2 separate regions of the Mus musculus genome follow, and region 1 is linked to region 2. The links are chromatin loops, found by intact Hi-C in ENCODE. Cell type or tissue: heart. All regions are shown on one strand. Links, peaks and the distances in the headings refer to the core of each region. The heading gives the core; the rest is flanking DNA. Region 1 overlaps Ociad1 (OCIA domain containing 1). Region 2 has its middle 22 kb from the start of Slc10a4.

Region 1 (5,388 bases), core at 215-5,214, 320 kb after region 2:
TCAGGACGATATAATAGTCATGTAATAGAACATTTTATAACATTTCTTAGATATGGAATGCTATATATGAAATACATATTTATGCAAATGAGTAATGGAACTTAGGAGAGTATTGGCTTGTGAGTATTGATCAGAACAGAATAGTAAAGTAACTATAATTCCCTGGAAATGTACTGATTATAAAGTTTACACCCTTTTGACATCTGTAAACTATTCCTTCTGGTATAAAATTTAAAATCAGACTCATTATTGTAAAGAAGATGGCACCCATATTAGTCATGCCAACATTATAGCAGCAACCACATCTTGCTTGGCATGGCCACCATGGCTGTTGTCCATAGTTCTTTCCCATCCTCCTGCCGTAAGCTGCCTGATACCACAAGTGTTAGCCACTAGGGAGGACATTGCTTGCTTGGTTTCTTTGTCCTGCAAGCAGACCCTTCCATGTTAGGGACTTGGTATCTACTTGTGCCATGTCACCAACATCAGTGGCAATAGCCTAGATGATGGAAAGGGTTTGTTTGTTTGTTTCCCCCAATAAAATAGCTATTTAAAAGTTGTTGAGGGGAGTCATCACTGATGTAGCTTTTTGTGAGTCAGCCATGCTTCAGTGCCACAGCCAACCATAAGTTGCTCATGGGACTTCTGAAATCTTTCTTTGATGTATGAATGCTCTATCTGGGTGAATAGACTCTTCTTACTTCTCTTTATGAGAGGTGATGTTATGACTACTTATTTTCAAATTAGACAGTATTATCAATGATAAAAACATAGATCTTGGGTCTGGATTCAAGTTCCACCTATGTACACTTTAAGAGATGTGAGATATGGATAAGTTTCTATTTATGTCCGTGTTGATCTGCAAAATGGGGAAGATAGCTACCTATGTCATGTAATTGCTGTGGGAATTAATTCTAATTTTACAAATGGTGGGTATCTATTAAATGTATGTGTGTATTCTGTCTAATACAGTGAAGTTTCTATGCAAATTTAGAATAGCATTTTGTAGTTGTGAGGAGAAAAGACCTCAAGAAACTGTGGGAATGCTTGTATTGGATATAGTGTGGACAGTGGTCATCACTACTATAGATTTACCTAAAGAAGCAGATTATTTACAGACAGGAGTAGTAATTACATAGTACAGTGGAGCCAGAGAACTTGGGTTCTAACCCTAGGTCATCTATGAATCACCTGTGCAGTTTGGAAGCACACGAGTTGTCTGTCCATTTTGGGTATCACTTTACTCTAATTAGGACTAAGACTAGATAACAGCTGAGAGCTCCTGCAGCTAACCATTCTATTTTTGTGTGACATAAAATAGATCATGTCAGTTGGATAGACCTGAAGCCTAATCCATCAACCCTGCATGGAGTAAGAGGGAAGGGAAGGTCTGATGGCATGATGGCAAATGGAAGTAGAATAGCACCAGCATCCCATCGTCTGGACTGTCAGTCAATCTGTCTCAGACGGGAAAGTGTTGTCCATTGTAGGGTGGCTAACTAATGCATCGCCTCGGATCCTTCTGCTGTTCTTCAGTACTATGTATTACAGTCCTTGAACCAAAATGAACTGATACTGTAATCAAAGATGGTTTGTCCTTTGAAAAATCCTTAAGTGATAATACTTGAAGGCATTCAAGCCAGCAGACATTAAAGAGAGCATTTTTCCAGCAGAGGTAAAACCTGTTAATAAGTAAAGTAGGAATCAGTCAAACCTTAGGGTGGCTGCAAATTACGTCTGATGGCAAAGCTGATGTCCAATTACAGAGTTAGAAATCTTGATCATAAAATTTTTATAATAGTTAAAATGATCGTTACTTTTTAGATTGCCACATAGTTCAGACAAGAGTTGAGCAGACTACATCCATGGACTGAATGTGGTTTTTGTATTTAATATGCTAAAAATAATTTTTACATGTTTAAAATGGTTGGAAGGAAAAGGCTGATTTGATTGCATATGTATGCAAATTACTGGAATTAATATTTTGTGTCCAAAACTAATATTTTATTAGAAAAGGCTAAGTTCATTTTTTTTCATGTTTTGTCTTGAGGTGCTTTTGCCTTAAAATGGCAGTTGTATTTTGTTTTGTTTTGTTTTTCTTTTTTTTTTTAAAGATTTATTTACTTATTATTATATGTAAGTACACTGTAGCTGTCTTCAGACGCCCCAGAAGAGGGCATCAGATCCCATTACAGGTGGTTGTGAGTCACCATGTGGTTGTTGGGAATTAAACTCAGGACCTCTGGAAGAGCAGCAGTCTGTGCTCTTAACCACTGAGCCATCTCTCCAGCCCCCAAAATGGCAGTTGTATGGTTTGCACGAAGACTGTTTACTCGCTGGCACTTTATAAAGTATGCCATTTACCAGGTGCATGTAGTTATTTGAATTTAAAATAGTTTATGATTAAAAACAAAAGGCAAAATTAATTAAAGGAGCATTGGTGGAGTTCAAAGGAAGCTGGACGCTTGGATCTCCGAGTCTTTCTATGGTGTCTGTTCCTTAGAGACCTAGGATCAGGGTTTTTATTGGGGACTGATCACATGGGCACACTTAGCGTATCTGGTACTGAAATTCTAGACTCCCGGATGAAAAGTGGGTTTTCAGTATAGACTCTGTTTGTACAAAAAGGTGAGATATTTCATATTGGAAAATTTATTGTCATTCTAGGGATCCGTCTACTGGTCAGTTAGCAAAGCTAGTTCTTGCCAAGCTAGTGACCCAAGGATCAACTCCCATCATTGCAGAAAATAGGCATCTTTTAGATATTTTCATATGGTTTCAAGGAATATTTAAAATACATGATATTCTAATCACATGGTCAAATGTATTTTATATTTTGGTTTAGATAGTATAATGTGGAGCCTAAAATCTTAGGATCAGATATTAGGCATATTTTGTTTTGGTAGGTTGTGAGACTTAATGCTGATTTAAGTATATGGATTTAAGTGAGTAAGGTTCTTAATATCTGTACTTTATTTTGTAACTGGTAGTACTGTGAGCTCCCTGATACGGATGTGATGATAAAAGGCACGTGAGATAATTCACTCGAGGCATGTAGACTGTGGGATTTGATTACCTCTTGGTACCGAGTGCTCCTCCTGTGCTGTGCTTCTCCAGCATTCCTGCTTTTCCTGTGACTTCAGATGAGACTCCTCATCATTTTACTTTAACTTGATTATTTTAATGAATTGCTATTGGAACCTAAGTACAGATGGTTTCTCGAGTTACATTAATATTTTGGAATGTTTTCTGAAAATACTCCTTTATTTTTGCTTTGTATGCACAGTGCCGCTATAGAAATCTTGGTTGTTGAATCTTCATCTTGATGGTTTTCCTGTTACTGAGACTGATTTATCTCCTAGTATACGCAGAACAGTGTTTTCCTCTCGTTGATACTGACGAGTTCTTTTTCTGCCTATAGCTGTGCCGTTGGCTGCCACAAGTATGCTGATTACTCAAGGATTAATTAGTAAAGGTAAGTGTTCACATTCACACTTTGGATATCTGCCTTTATCTTATTTTCCTGATTCTTAGATAAGAAAATAGGATCTTACTCAATACAGGATCACTGATCAATTTATACAGTGTTAGAATAACTATCTAGACCCACTCAGGGGATTCTATTGATTTGATATTTTGATGTCATTGAGCATGTGTTTTAATTGTTACAGTGCCTGCCTATGTGCAGGAAGCCCTGAGTTTGAACCCTGGTACTGTGTAAAAGAACTGAGTGTGCTTGCACACGTCTGTAATCCCAGCGCTTGGGGAGTAGAAGCAGGAGGATCAGAAGTTCAAGGCCATCCTGGGTTACTTGAGACCCTGCCTCAAAAACAAAAACCCCAACCAACCAAATAGAGAATTTGGTATCAGTAACAATCTATAAGAGCAGAAAAGTACCTTAACATTTGTTGCTAGGTCTGGAGGGATGGTTCAGTGGTTAAGAGCATTTGATATTCTTCCAGAGGACCCGAGTTTAGTTCCTGTTCCCACTTCAGCTTCTCACACAGGCATACATTAAAAACCAACCAACCAACCCTTGTGGCTGGCTAGTTTGCAAGGAGAACAACAACAAACCTGGGCTAACTGAACACTGGCATCTTAGAGATTGTTAGAAATATAGTTTATGGGTCCATACTAAGCATACTGAGTCAATATTGCAGTCTGTTTTACACATTTAAGGTTTTTCATATGCACTGGCTTAAAGACCTATAGTTCCCTATTCTGGCTTTGTCTTCTCATTTTGGGGCATGGGTAAGGATGAGTTGGCATTCAAAAAATACTTAGAAGGCCTGGAGAGATGGCTTAGCAGTGAAGAGTGCTCATGTTATTGCAGAGGATTCAAGTTTGATTCCAAGTACCCATGTGGTAGTTATCTTATTTCGAGTTAAGAAGAAAACGTTTAATTGGGGCTGGCTTACAGTTTCAGAGCTTTAGTCCTTTATTGTCATGGCAAGAAGCATGACAGCATGCAGGCAGACGAGGTGCAGGAGAAGGAGCTGAGAGTTCTACATCTGGATCTTTAGCAGGAGGAGGCTGTGTGCCACATTATTAGGCCTAGATTGAGCACATAAGACCTCTAAGCCTGAAGTGACACACTTCCTCCAACAAGGTCACGCTCCTAATAGTGCCACGACCTATAGGCTAAGCATTCAAACTCAGGAAGCTAGGGAGCCATTCTTATTCAAACCAACACAGTGGTTGACAGTTATTTGTAACTACAGTTCTAGAACCCAATAGGCCAAGAACCCAATCTTTAAAATAATTTAGAAATTTAGGAGTCTGGCTAATAATACGGTTTTACTTATCTGTGTATACATGTGAGTGTGGTCTTGTTTGTCATTATCAAACATCTCCACAGGTTATCTCCCTGCCCCAGAATTCAAGGAGGTAGACTAGGCAGGCCAGCAAGGCCCAGTTCTGGGGTTATTATGTACACTTTACCAACTGAGCTATGTCCCTAGCCGATGGTAATCTTTTTAATATTCCCCAAAGGAACTAACTTGTTAGCTTAAGTAGTGCAGTGTATATCTCTGAGATTCAGTGTAGGTTAAGGATTAATGCCTTACTGGTGTGGTCAGCAGAGTTAGTTGCTTGTTAAATTTATTTTGTGAATTACCAGACTTTTGTAGCCTCTACCTACAACAGTATGGTATTCTTTGGAGTCCTGTTTTGGCTTTTTGTTTGTATCCTGTGCACATTTTTCATAAGAGGAGCTGGAAATTGAAGGCCTTGCTCTGTCACTGAGCTACATACACCCTACTCTAAGCTAGCAGTGCCATGGATTTTAGAGACAGTGCTTGCAGCTCCATCCCCTTGATTGACGCAGTGAGATGATTTGAAAGTGCAGAGGCTTACTGTTAAGCCTCCCATCGTGGGTTCTGTCCCCTG
Region 2 (5,388 bases), core at 324-5,323:
CAGAAGCCTTGAAGGCAAGTAGTGCCACCAGTCCAGCTGCAGTGGATGGGAGCCCCTCTCTCCAGGACAGGGAAGCGGGAAGGGGCCGGTTTCCATTAGTTCCCTCTCTTGAGAATGGCCAGAGTTATGCAATAGCCATGATGTGGTGTCAATTCCAAAGGAAATATGATATTTCTGTCCAGAGGAGGGGGGTGCCTTTGTGAGACAAGAGGGAAGCCCAGAGATGGGGAACAAATCCCCCTTTTTTGTTTTGATTTTTTTATTAATGTTTTGAGAAAGTGTCTCCTGGCTGGCCTAGAATTCTGTGTAGACCAGAGTGGTCTCAAACTCAGACCCACTTGCCTCTGCCTCCCAGGTCCTGGGATTAAAGATGTGCACTGCCACACCAAACTCTTTTTCTTGTTTCTAATTAACACAAGCTTCAGGCTCCCCTTCTAAACTACAAATATGTATATCAGACCTGAGAGAGCCCTGCAGATTTTGGAAACAGGTTCAATTTGTGCCAAGGCGTAGTTTACTGAATGGTCACAGGAGAGACAGATCCAGTTTTCTAAGCCCTGCTGGGCAGACCTGCAGCAAATGGTCCAGAACTTTAGGTCTGAACCTGTCCAGATTGATATAAATAAAACAATGCTGGATTATCTTAATATGTAGTCTAGTATTGAAAATGCCCAGCATTTAATCTAAAATTACTTGACATACAATTACCTGAGGATGTACGATACTCTCAAACACAATCCATTTGCTAAAATTAACAGTCTTGAAGGCAGTCACTGTTAACATCAAAGCAAGTGGGCTTTTCACCAAAGGTCACATGCTGGGGCAGAAAAGGATGCAGTTAGAAGTATTGAAACCATACAGTGTATGTTCTCTGGCTGTAAGAAATGAAAGCAGACGTCAACTATGGGAAAGTACCTGAAAAGAACAAATATCTGGAAAATTTAAAACACCAGCCTAGGGATCAATAGCCAAACCAGAAAAGACTTCAAATTGCACAAAAATGAAAGTATAAAGGCAGAATTTGAGGGAAATTAAAAGTGATTAAGAAAATAAGTAATACTAAATTCTTGTATTGAGGGAGAACACGAGAAGCAGAATTTTGTGGCCTTCTAAAGACATCCACACCCCAACACTGGTAGCCCGGGACTATTAGATTTCACAGCGCGGGGGATTAGGGTTACAATGGTGTTCGAATTGCTCTTCAGTAGAGTATAATGAATAGATGCCCAGGTGTGCTGAAATGATCACGAGGTCTCTCTCTACCACCTGTGCTCTCGCCCCATTTCAGAAATCATGCGAGGCTGTGAACCCCAGGATGGGAGAAGTGGGTGTTGTCTGTGTTTTCTGCCCCAGTGATAGTAATTCTCCAGCAGTAAATTTGTATTTTACTGAAATTAAGCCCATTTCCCTTTGCCTCTGTGTGTGTGTGTGTGTGTGTGTGTGTATTGTGTGTGTGTGTGTGTGTGTGTGTGTGTGTGTGTGTGTGTGTGTGTGTGAGAGAGAGAGAGAGAGAGAGAGAGAGAGAGATCTGTCATTGCAGAAGGGTTAGGGCACCCCACTCTTACCCCAGCCAACCAACAGTTTCTGAAACAGACCCAGCCCCTGTTCTAGAAAGGGCACACAGACAACTTTATACCAGTAGAAGTGTGGAGGAAGGGACTCTCCGGGTAGGACTCCCTAAAACCAAATAAAGCCCAAACCCTTAGAGTCATGGTCTCTAAGTCGGGGCCTCTCTGCCCCGGGAGCCTGGGAGCTTGCCAATGAGAACATCCACTCAACAGCGTGCCAGCCCCCCTGCCTTTTACCCCTTTAACTAAGGGAGAGAAGAACTCACTGCCAGGTGGTCTCACTTGTTTCTGGTCCTGATGCTCAGTTGCATCGAGTATACACTTACAGCCTGATGTGTTCCAGACACTGAAGGGATTTCTCTAATACCTATGCTTCCTTCCACTAGGTTGGAGAAAATAAGAGACAGGAGAGTTTACTCTTCCTTAGGTAGCCCTCGGTGTGCTTATTATATAAATATTGTCTTTAAAAGGATTATGGGCGAAGGAATCTGTTACAAATCCATTTTGCCACTCTATTTTTTATTATTTTAATTTAATTTTTTTTTTTTTTTTTGAGACAGGATCTCTTTAGTCCTGGTTATCCTAGAGCTTGCTGTGTAGATAAATCTGGCCTCGAACTCACTGAGGTCTTCCAGCTTGTACTTCCCAAGGGCTGGAATTAAAAGTGTGTAGCACCATGCTGGGCCCCATTTTGACATTTTTATACAAAATATCCAATTGTCTCCTTCATTCTTCAGTGAGCTGTTTAGGATGCTGTTATCTACATTGGACACTAGGGGGCAATCTTGCTTGCTCTTGGAATGTTAAGTTTCCAGTCTCTGGGCTTGCTTTGAATTCAGATTCACTTGGTTGTCCTCACAAATGAGTCAATGTGATATTTTCATATTAATCAGAACAAAGTGAGGCTACACGATGATTAAGTGTGGTGCTTTGGTCAGAATCTTGGAACAGGAGAAGCAAATTCAATATTATAAAAATGAAATTTAGCTAGTAAAAATGACCAACAGCCAGGCAGAGGTGGCACATGTCTCTAATCCCAGCACCCAGGGAGGCGTCAGGCAGATCTCTGTGAGTTCAAAACCAGCTTGGTTTGGTTTAAAAAAAAAAAAAAAGTGAGTTCCAGAATGCAGAGAAACCTTTTCTCTAAAACAAACAAACAAACAACAACCAAATCAAAAAATTGTGCCTGAAGAGCTGGCTCAACAGTTAAGAGCACTGACTGCTGCTCCTTAGGACCCAGGTTCAATTCCCAGCACCTACATGGCAGCTCTCAACTGTAACTCCAGTCCAGACTGTTCTGGTCTCTGCTGGCACACATGTGGCGCACAGGCATGCATCCCCCTGCCTGTGCCTCCCAAGTGCTGGAATTGAAAGTGCATGACACCGTGCCTGGCAAAGCAAAACATTTTATAACTAAGAGTAGAAGCTAGCTTGTGTTTAATTTCTTCTGAAGCCATGAACAACACTCTAAGAAGTCCACTAAGTGGTCCATAAAGAAGCATACAGTTGAACAGTGGACATATATTTAGACATGATCTTGCAGATCAAACTGTGGGCTTGTGCCTGCCAGGCAAGTGTTAGTGCTATTACTGAGCTATACAGCTTATAATAAAAGCAGTTTGATGTTTGGATCCCAATCCACAGACGAAGCAGAGAGAGGATTTCCCGGCAGAGTTGGGGTGCATATTTGCATATTTCCAGCAACGGTCCAGGAAGCCCCTTTCGGCTTTGTTGCCCCACGAGTGGGCCATCTATCTTTAGCCTGGTGGGCCAACAGAATAAAACAAAATTAAAGGGCACTGAAAAGTGGCACCGCTCTCTCACTCTCAGAACCCCTGACTCATAAATATCGCTCATTATCTCAGTCCCAGGATCTAAGCCCCACTCTTCCTAGGCATACCTACCCTTTCCCCTCCCCCAGTCTTCTCCTATTCCCTCTACAAGAATCCACTTCCTCCTCTTTTGTGTGGCTCTTCTCCAAACGCAGAGCTGTAGACGATTCGCTTGTAGAGTTGCTTGTAGAATTTGCTTGTAGAGTTGAGGGATCAGGGTCTGTGGTGCTCACCAGAAGGACTGCCAGAATCCCGGTTCTCTTGCCTCCAGGAGGAAGGTGGGATTGCTTCACTATCCCTAGCCAATGCGCAGACGAGCAGAAGTGAAATTCGGGACAAAAAGTCATTAAGAGCTCTTGCGTGATGCCTCAGTTTCCCCTTCCCCCCACAGAAACGACCATCACAGGCGATGGAGTCTCTCTTTCTCTCTCCTGGGCTTGAATGAGGACACTGTGGAACCTACTGTCAGTCAGCCCACAAGGACAGATAGCACCTCTGTGGGTGTAAAGCACCGAGATTTGCGTCAGTTAAGGCAGCAGGGGTCAGCTCAGCTCGACTCTCATCCCATCTGCTCAGCTTCATCCGAGCAAAAGCAGCTGTTATCCCCCACCCAACCCCTCACTTCAGTTGTGAGGAAACTGAGGCAGGAGAAGATTAAGGAGCTTGCACAGGATCATATAGCTAGTCCTGAGGCAGCGTGAGCAGAGATGACAAGAAAGCTTCCTGCAGTCAGTCCTCTCCTTCCTCCGTGTGGGTCCTGGAGATGGAGCTCAGGTCTTCACACTTGGCAGCCAGCACCTTCCCCTGCATCTGTCTCTTAGTCGCCTAATTGTTTACTGAAAATTCCAAAAGCTGTAGGAAACATTCGGGGTGGGGGTGGGGGGGTGGGGAGGGGAGGGAAGCGTTTGGGGGCTGTCATGGGTCAGCTCCTATGGGGTGTAAGTGCCAGATAGGAAGTCAAACAGTGTTCTGGACGTTTCTATGAAAGCGTTTTGGGTACAGTTACCATGGGACAGACAGTAAAACACATTGTCCTCCCCGTTCTGGATTGGCCTCAAGCCCTCAGTTCAAGACCAGAACAGAGCTAGAATAGAGCTAGACCAAACTCCCTGCGAAAGGGGAAAGCCTGTAACTGCCTGTCTTCACACTCAAACACCAGGCTTCAGACTGGCATCCCAGCCTCTGGACTTGGACCCCAGCTCTGTCTTAATACAAGTCAGAAGAGCGCATCGGATCCCATTGCAGATGGTTGTGAGCCACCATGTGGTTGCTGGGATTTGAACCCATCACCATGTGGTTGCTGGGATTTGAACCCATCACCATGTGGTTGCTGGGATTTGAACCCATCACCATGTGGTTGCTGGGATTTGAACCCATCACCATGTGGTTGCTGGGATTTGAACCCATCACCACAAGAAGTACCACTGAGTCATCTCTCCTGCCCCAAGAAAACAATACTTTGTCCCAAGTGCTTTGGCATTCCATATGGGAAGGCACGATGCCTCTTGGGCAACTCTCCATGGGCCTTTTGAATTTGTGCTGTTCCATTCTGGAAATGTTCTTCCAGACAGTAACAGTTGTAGAGCCAAGGTCCCTGTGTGCCCCGCTCATAATTCTTCTGTGGTGCTACGGGAAAGCACCCGCCAACTAGTGAACCAATGAGTGACTGAGCACTCATAGAACAAGATGCTTTGGAATAAAGACACCGGGCTGAAATTCTAAGACCTGCCAAGGCCTAGGCCAAGTTGTAACCAAGAGCCTGGGCCATATCAGGAATATGAATTTAGGAAATTTGCTTGTATTTGGTACTTAAAGGCCTGTTCATGGTATAATCTCTCTGTACAAGGATAAGAAATGGGTTGTGAGTGATGCGAAATGGGCAGAGTCATTTGATTAAAGGAAACCTTTCTTACAAACAGAGGTAAAATCATAAGGAAGCTGTTAACTGTCCTACAGCTCTCTTTGGTTCCCAAGCAAATTTGGGACTC

Evidence for each region. Peaks named below come from ENCODE experiments on the same cell type or tissue, not always from the same donor. Only the 100,000 strongest peaks of a DNase experiment are listed, where the experiment ranks them.
Region 1: a loop joins it to region 2, with 2.0 times the contacts of the local background. A loop is called at or near these places in 3 of 42 quality-filtered maps.

Annotation. Positions count from the first base shown.
Region 1 is chr5:73,297,243-73,302,630 of GRCm38, forward strand. It overlaps Ociad1 (OCIA domain containing 1), which reads left to right. Exons shown (of 9, transcript NM_023429.4): 4 at 3,422-3,475. Among named protein-coding and RNA genes, the nearest start is that of Ociad1, 7.1 kb to the left of the region's middle. In heart, for the core only: a CTCF peak has its summit at 2,156 (motif pointing right); no DNase peak of the experiment used is centred there.
Region 2 is chr5:72,981,943-72,987,330 of GRCm38, forward strand. No RefSeq gene overlaps it. Among named protein-coding and RNA genes, the nearest start is that of Slc10a4, 22 kb to the right of the region's middle. In heart, for the core only: a CTCF peak has its summit at 2,333 (motif pointing right); no DNase peak of the experiment used is centred there.